Regions from separate parts of the Homo sapiens genome. Here region 1 is linked to region 2. Evidence: chromatin contacts called from ENCODE Hi-C or POLR2A ChIA-PET data. All regions are on one chromosome and are shown on one strand. Each heading gives the region's core, a stretch centred on a gene start or an enhancer-like site at or near the end of the contact. The rest is flanking DNA. Distances are from core to core; before and after follow the strand shown. Region 1 overlaps CUBN (cubilin). Region 2 has its middle 28 kb from the start of VIM-AS1.

The links. Hi-C counts contacts between places; a loop is a spot of excess contacts on that map. ChIA-PET counts read pairs that join two places held with the same protein, here RNA polymerase II (POLR2A). Pooled maps may share reads with other maps.
Region 1: a map of PC-3 shows a loop between it and region 2 (6-fold over the local background). The contact joins two enhancer-like sites. A Hi-C loop is called at or near these places in 5 of 168 maps with a recorded cell type or tissue (GM12878, K562, PC-3 and 2 more), 3 of 37 single-sample maps with no recorded cell type and 8 of 50 pooled maps. POLR2A ChIA-PET finds 5 or more read pairs at or near these places in 2 of 52 experiments (Caco-2 and activated CD8-positive, alpha-beta memory T cell).

The regions. Positions count from the first base shown.
Region 1 is chr10:16,944,438-16,947,581 of GRCh38, forward strand. It overlaps CUBN (cubilin), which reads right to left. Exons shown (of 67, transcript NM_001081.4): 36 at 2,798-2,930. Among named protein-coding and RNA genes, the nearest start is that of RSU1, 130 kb to the left of the region's middle. Within about 2 kb of position 1,294, at least 7 of the 41 ENCODE cell types and tissues checked have a DNase peak (open chromatin) inside an H3K27ac peak, as active enhancers do.
Region 2 is chr10:17,256,242-17,259,431 of GRCh38, forward strand. No RefSeq gene overlaps it. Among named protein-coding and RNA genes, the nearest start is that of VIM-AS1, 28 kb to the left of the region's middle. Within about 2 kb of position 1,595, at least 2 of the 41 ENCODE cell types and tissues checked have a DNase peak (open chromatin) inside an H3K27ac peak, as active enhancers do.

The DNA.
Region 1 (3,144 bases), core at 44-2,543, 310 kb before region 2:
CCCTACTCAGTTTCACCACAATCCCAGCCCCATGTTTTAGAACTTGATGTGATACACATGCTTCTCATACGCTCTCACACACCCCAGGGTAATGTTTCCAAGCATCCATCTGGATAGAATTTAGACCAGGGCAGAAATAACTCACAGGCCTTGCCTTCTCATTAATCAACTGCAAAAAAAGAGGCATCTTGCAGCCTAAAACGTCCATTTTAAAAATAAAACTCAAGCAAGTAACTCAGAGGAATCAAAATTAACTTCTTACAGGCGAGAAAGGAAATAGCTGAGTCATTACGATGTTCTATATGGTAATTAAAATGTAATGTCTATTAAGCACTGAAATAGATGAAACTTGCTTTCTGTGTGTGTAATCTCCCATCCTCTGGAAGGAGAGCCTAGTGCTGCCCGTTTGGATTTATTTGTGAGCTATCACAGAAGATACTTCAGAAATGGTAAAGATTGAGAGAATTAAGTCACCAAACATTTGCTATGCACTAGCTGTGTGGTATGCGTTTTAAATTTGACATCTTCTTTAACCTTCACAGTCCTAGAAATTTGAAATTACTATAAATTTGTTTATAGAAACTTGTTATTATTATCCCACAGAAATAAAATGAATTTAATTAAATAGCTTCTTAATGTTGGCTTATGAGTAATTTGTCAAGACCTGAAATCTTATCTGTCTTGAACACCTAGCTCAGTTCCTGGCAACCACTGAATGAGAGCAGTCAACAATGTGAATGTGGTAGAGACAAACAGGAAAAGACCAAAAAAAAAAATCATTTTATTTGGCAATTCTGATAGGCCTACTAAAGCTGTGCGAAGGGCTTTGGATTTTATTCTAAGGACAATGATGGTGTTTTATTGATCAATATATAGAAGGCACCTCATAGGAGAGTAGCATGTGCCAACTACATGCCTAGCACATATTAGGAGCTTAATAAATATCTGTTGAGTGAAAGAATAAATATATGTCTGGTAAACATTATAAAGTATATAGATTTCTTCCCATCCAGAACGCTGTGCTCTTAGTGAAGACAAAGACAAACCAGGCCAGGCACGGTGGCTCATGCCTGTAATCCCAGCACTTTGGGAGGCCAAGGTGGGTGAATTACTTGAAGTTGGGAGTTCGAGACCAGCTTGGCCAACATGGTGAAACTCCATCACTACTAAAAATATAAAAACTAGCCTGGGATGGTGGCATGTGCCTGTAATCCTAGCTACTCAGGAGGCTGAGGCAGGAGAATAGCTTAAACCCCGGAGGCGACGTTTCAGTGAGCTGAGGTCACTCCATTGCACTCCAGCCTGGGCAACAGAGCCAGACTGTGTCTCCAAAAAAAAAAAAAAAAAAAAAAAGACAAACCAAAACCTCCTTCCTGTGAGGCAGCTTAAACTTGCATTGCCTTTCGGCATGCAGAGGGTGTCTTTGTTTTAACACAAGGCCACTTATACCCTGAAGAGGCTCTGTCTGATTGATGGATTAAAAAAAGCAACTTGAGATGTTTGAACTTGGTCCACAAATAGGATAGTTGTCCCATATTTTTAATCAGTTCCTGATGCACAGATTAGCAAGTCTTGGAAGAAAAGTAAGACTTTTAAATAAACAGGACAGGGTCCTCAAAACAATCCTCTTCTCTCAACCATAAGTTACTTATATTCGCTTCAAAACAGAATTAGCAATCCCAACCACAGCCTAGTAATATGTAAAATAGACTGGTAAATAAATTTCAATTCAAAACGGCAATTTAAATTCCAGGATCTTATCTCTCAATATATAATAAGCATCCATTATCAGTGTGACGTGTCACATATACCTCTCTATCAGTTGATTAAAATGTGTGCTTTTTACATCTACTCTAGGACATATTATTGTTGCTGTCTAATTTAATCTAAGACCACTCAGAATGTGATAGGATCCTACTACTAATTCCATATTTATAGTCCATTTCAAAAAGTGTTATAGTGCAATGAGGAATATGAAAGTGTTCTAAAAAATTAAGTTTAAAGTTTAAGTAAGTTTAAGTTTGGAAGTTAAAAAAACTTCCAAAACCATTCCTTTTTTTTTTTTTTTTTTTTTTTAAGATGGAGTCTCACTCTGTTGCCCAAGCTGGAGTGCAGTGGCTCAATCTCAGTGCACCACAACCTCCACCTCCCAGGTTCAGGGCATTCTCCTGCCTCAGCCTCCCAAGCAGCTGGGATTACAGGTGCCCGCCACCACTCCTGGCTAATTTTTGTATTTTTAGTAGAGACGGGGTTTCGTCATGTTGGCCGGGCTGGTCTCGAACTCTTGATCTCAAGTGATCCACCCGCCTTGGCCTCCCAAAGTGCGGGATTACAGGCATGAGCCACTACACCCAGCCCCAGAACCATTCTTCTGACAGAAATAGAAGGAAAGGTGGATTGAGGTAGGGATAAGATAAAAGCGTAAAGAATGCTTAATTGAGATGGGAGGGCTCTGCTGGAATAAACAATACTAGTGATTCCCTGGAAGAACCTTAATGTGTCTAATTCCAAAAAAAAAGATAAGATTCCTGTACTCTGAACATGAATGCGCCACAGATTCATTCATTCACCAAGGACTCAAGAATGTACTTTTGGAAATGTTAGACAGGACCCAAGAACCATGGTCGAGAGAAACTTCATGCTATTTATAACTCAAACTATGACTGAAACAGAGGAAATTTGGAAAAATACTTCCTAAATTTCACGTACACTATGAGTTGCCCATCCTATTAGCACCAGAACTTCTTTCCTACAGATTCATTAGCACTGAAACAATACACCATAAAAAAGGATTTACATAAAAGACAGCTGGAGCCGGTTGCCAGGGGAACTGACGATGTTCCAGACACATTCCACATTAGGGGGATAAATGTCTGGGTAGCCAGGGCTGTTGAAGATGCCTTCAGCCATGTAGAACGTTCCACCACAAGCTGGAAGAAAATAGAAATAAAGTGAGTATCAGAGCAAAGACTGCATCAGACACTATAAAATAAAGGAGAAAGAACGCTAGAGCCATTATCAATGTAAAAGAATAGATAGTATTTCCATCTCACATTTTAAAACATTCATGTCATATAAAATAAGGGAACAATTCTGCAAACTGAAGACCAAGGGCCATGCAGTGTGGTGGATTAGAAGGAATTT
Region 2 (3,190 bases), core at 345-2,844:
CCCATACATACCTAAAACCAGTCCTCAGAGTGGAGGATGGGGATAGAGAACTAATAACATTATAGACACTTCACAATCATCCTACAAATAAAGCATTATCACCCCCATTTTGCAGATAAGGAAACTGTGGTTTATAGAAGTTAAGTAATATTGACAAGGTCATTTGGCTAGTAAATTACAAAGCTGGGCTCTGAATGCAGTTACACACTATATGTCCTCAACCACTATAGAGTATTAATAGCAAAAAAAAAAAAAAACTCTCTAGCTTGTAAATAGATGAGGTTCTGGGAAACACTGGACTAGTTCAATTTCCAAACTTCTTGAAAGTAATGACTCTCACCATCAAGCTACATAATCGCTAAATTATAAAACCGGCAGTGTGAAAAATCCTAAAGCACTTCTGAATTGTCCACCTAACAACTGATTACATCCTCTTCTGCAAAGGGAAATAAAACTGTTTGCTAATCAGGCCTCAGAAAGGCTTAAGTGTTCCACACCGAATATCAGAAATCGGGAAAATCATTAAGTCATTACCTCGTGCCAAATTGAATGCTACAGTGTACTTTTCTGGTATTTTAACCTGTCTAGCATCTAATGACTCAGAAAGCATTTCTCTTATTTAATCCCTCTCAGCGTTTTTTTTTTCCTTACTGAGAAGCTACTATTAACCTCTCTTGTAAAGAAAGTGAGTCTCTTCAGATATCTGTCAAATAATTTTATGTGGTTAACCTAAAGCACAGCTTTTTCTAAAAAAAAAATAGAAGGATCGTTCTGGAAAGGAGACAAGAAAAAGCAGTCCAGTGGGAAGAACATAATTGTCTTAGCATACCCGTTGCTGGCAGATGCATGAAAAAGCCACACAAATGAGACACCAGCATCTAAAATCAAATGCCTGTCAGCTTAAATTGTAGTCTTTGGTAAACCTGATCAATTATTCAGCCTTCTTACACATTTAATAAAGCTCCAGAACAGAGCCCAGAAAATAGTTGCATATAAAATATTCTTTGAGAAATAAATTACGCTTTAGTAGAAAGCTACAGTCTTTACCTAAGCTAACTCGGATGATACTCCAAGTGAGCTATCCTTCCTGCTTACTTCTGCCTTTTTTTCTTCAAAGGGCAATCCTTTTTGAATTGGCATTTAGCATGGTAGTATTAGGTTGGGGGAAAAAATCGTGTTTTTTTGCCATTAAAAGTAATAGCAATAACTTTCGCCCCAACGTAATAGTTGCTTCATTCCTGGAGAGTGGGATCTGCTTGGTTTACCAGCCAGAGGGCTTGACAAAATCTGACTTTAGTGTCTTCGAATGTCCTTTTCTAACATCTGCACAGAAATATCTTCATGGGAGAAAATCATCTTTTTCATTAAAAAATGTCAGTGTGGGAGTATGGGGAGAGGAAATAGGGAGAGAAAGAGAAGGAAAGAGGCGCACACATACAGAGACAGAGAGAGACAGGGAGAGAGAGAGGGCAAGAGAGTACTGCCTTGGGGTCACTAACACCCTTGAAGATATCTCAGAAGATTGTTCCAACCAAGTAAAAATGTAGACAAAAAGTCGCCGCTCCTTCTTCAGACACAACGGATCTTGTGAAGAGCCTGGTAGGGCAAAAACTTGAGAGGCCATTGTGGTGTCCAAAGAAATACTGACATCTACTGGTGGGTTCGGAAGTCACAGGACTTTTCCAAGGGCCACATTTAGTTGCACGGAATTGAAAGTATTAAAATCCAGTGGATACAATTAGGCATTCCTGAGGATCCCTTCTAAATAAATTTTTAAAATTAACTTATGACCATCAAGAGCATTTCTGAATTGTCTGTTCTTTAATCCACCAGATAGATAATCATTGACTTAGTCTCTGTACCTGAAATATTTCACACAGTCCAGGGAAGAGTAAAATGAACAAAATTCCTTTCTCTTTATGACCCCAGGACCTACCTCATCAAAAACGGTGCTTTGAAAAACAGCAAGAAGAATGGGAAGCAATATTGCTCAGTCAGAAGATAAACCTGTGTTCACATCCAGGAACTTTCATTTATTGGCTGTGTAATTTCTACCAAGTTACTTTGTCTCCCAAATCTCATTCTTTCTCAGCTGGAAATGAGAATTGAGGATACCTGCCCTGAATGACTCTGTCAGTAATTAGAGACCACGAACTCAAAGTGCCTGTGGTTCACATTACACACTGAGTAATTGCCGGGCGCGGTGGCTCACACCTGTAATCCTAGCACTTTGGGAGGCCGAGGCGGGTGGATCACCTGAGGTCAGGTAGTCGAGACAAGCCTGACCAACATGGTGAAACCCCATCTCTACTAAAAATACAAAAATTAGCTGGGTGTGGTGGCATGCACCTGTAGCCCCAGCTACTCAGGAGGCTGGGGCAGGAGAATTGCTTGAACCTGGGAAGTGGAGGTTGCAGTGAGCTGAGATGGCACTACTGCACTCCAGTCTGGGCGACAAAGCAACGCTCCATCTCAAAAAAAAAACAAAAACAAACAAATAAAAGAAACAAAAAAACTCAGTAATGGGATTGTTGTTACATTTAAAGGATAGAAACATCCTGGGACCACTTGCTTCTTGATTGACCAAGCTGTGATTTAGGAGAGTACTTCTCAAACTTTAATTTGCACTCGACTCACTAGGGAATCTTGTTAAAATGAAGGTTCTGTTTCAGCTGCCAAGGGCGGGGCCTGAGATACTGCATCTCCAGCAAGCTCCCAAGAGATATTGATATGCTGGCCTGGGACAGCACTGAGTAGCAAGAATCTGTGGGGTCCAATCCCCACTAGAGGTCAAGAGCATTGAGGTGGCCCCTGTCAATTGGCTTCCTATGTGAGGGGAAATAGCTCTCAAAATTTCAGTTGTTTCAAAGTATAAACAAAGTGTACATAAGAAAATTGCCAGGAAAGATGGGTTTGCCTAATGTAGAAACACTAAAAATTGGCCGGGTACAGTGGCTCACACCTGTAATCCCAGCACTTTGGGAAGCCAAGGTGGGTGGATCACCTGAGGTCAGGAGTTCAAGACCATCCTGGCCAACATGGCGAAACCCCATCTCTATTAAAAATACAAAAAAACATTAGCTAGGCATGGTGGCACGTGCCTGTAGTCCCAGCTACTCGGGAAGCTGAGGCAGGAGAATCGCTTCAACCCGGGAGGTGGAAGTTGCACTTAGCCGAGATTGCACCACGG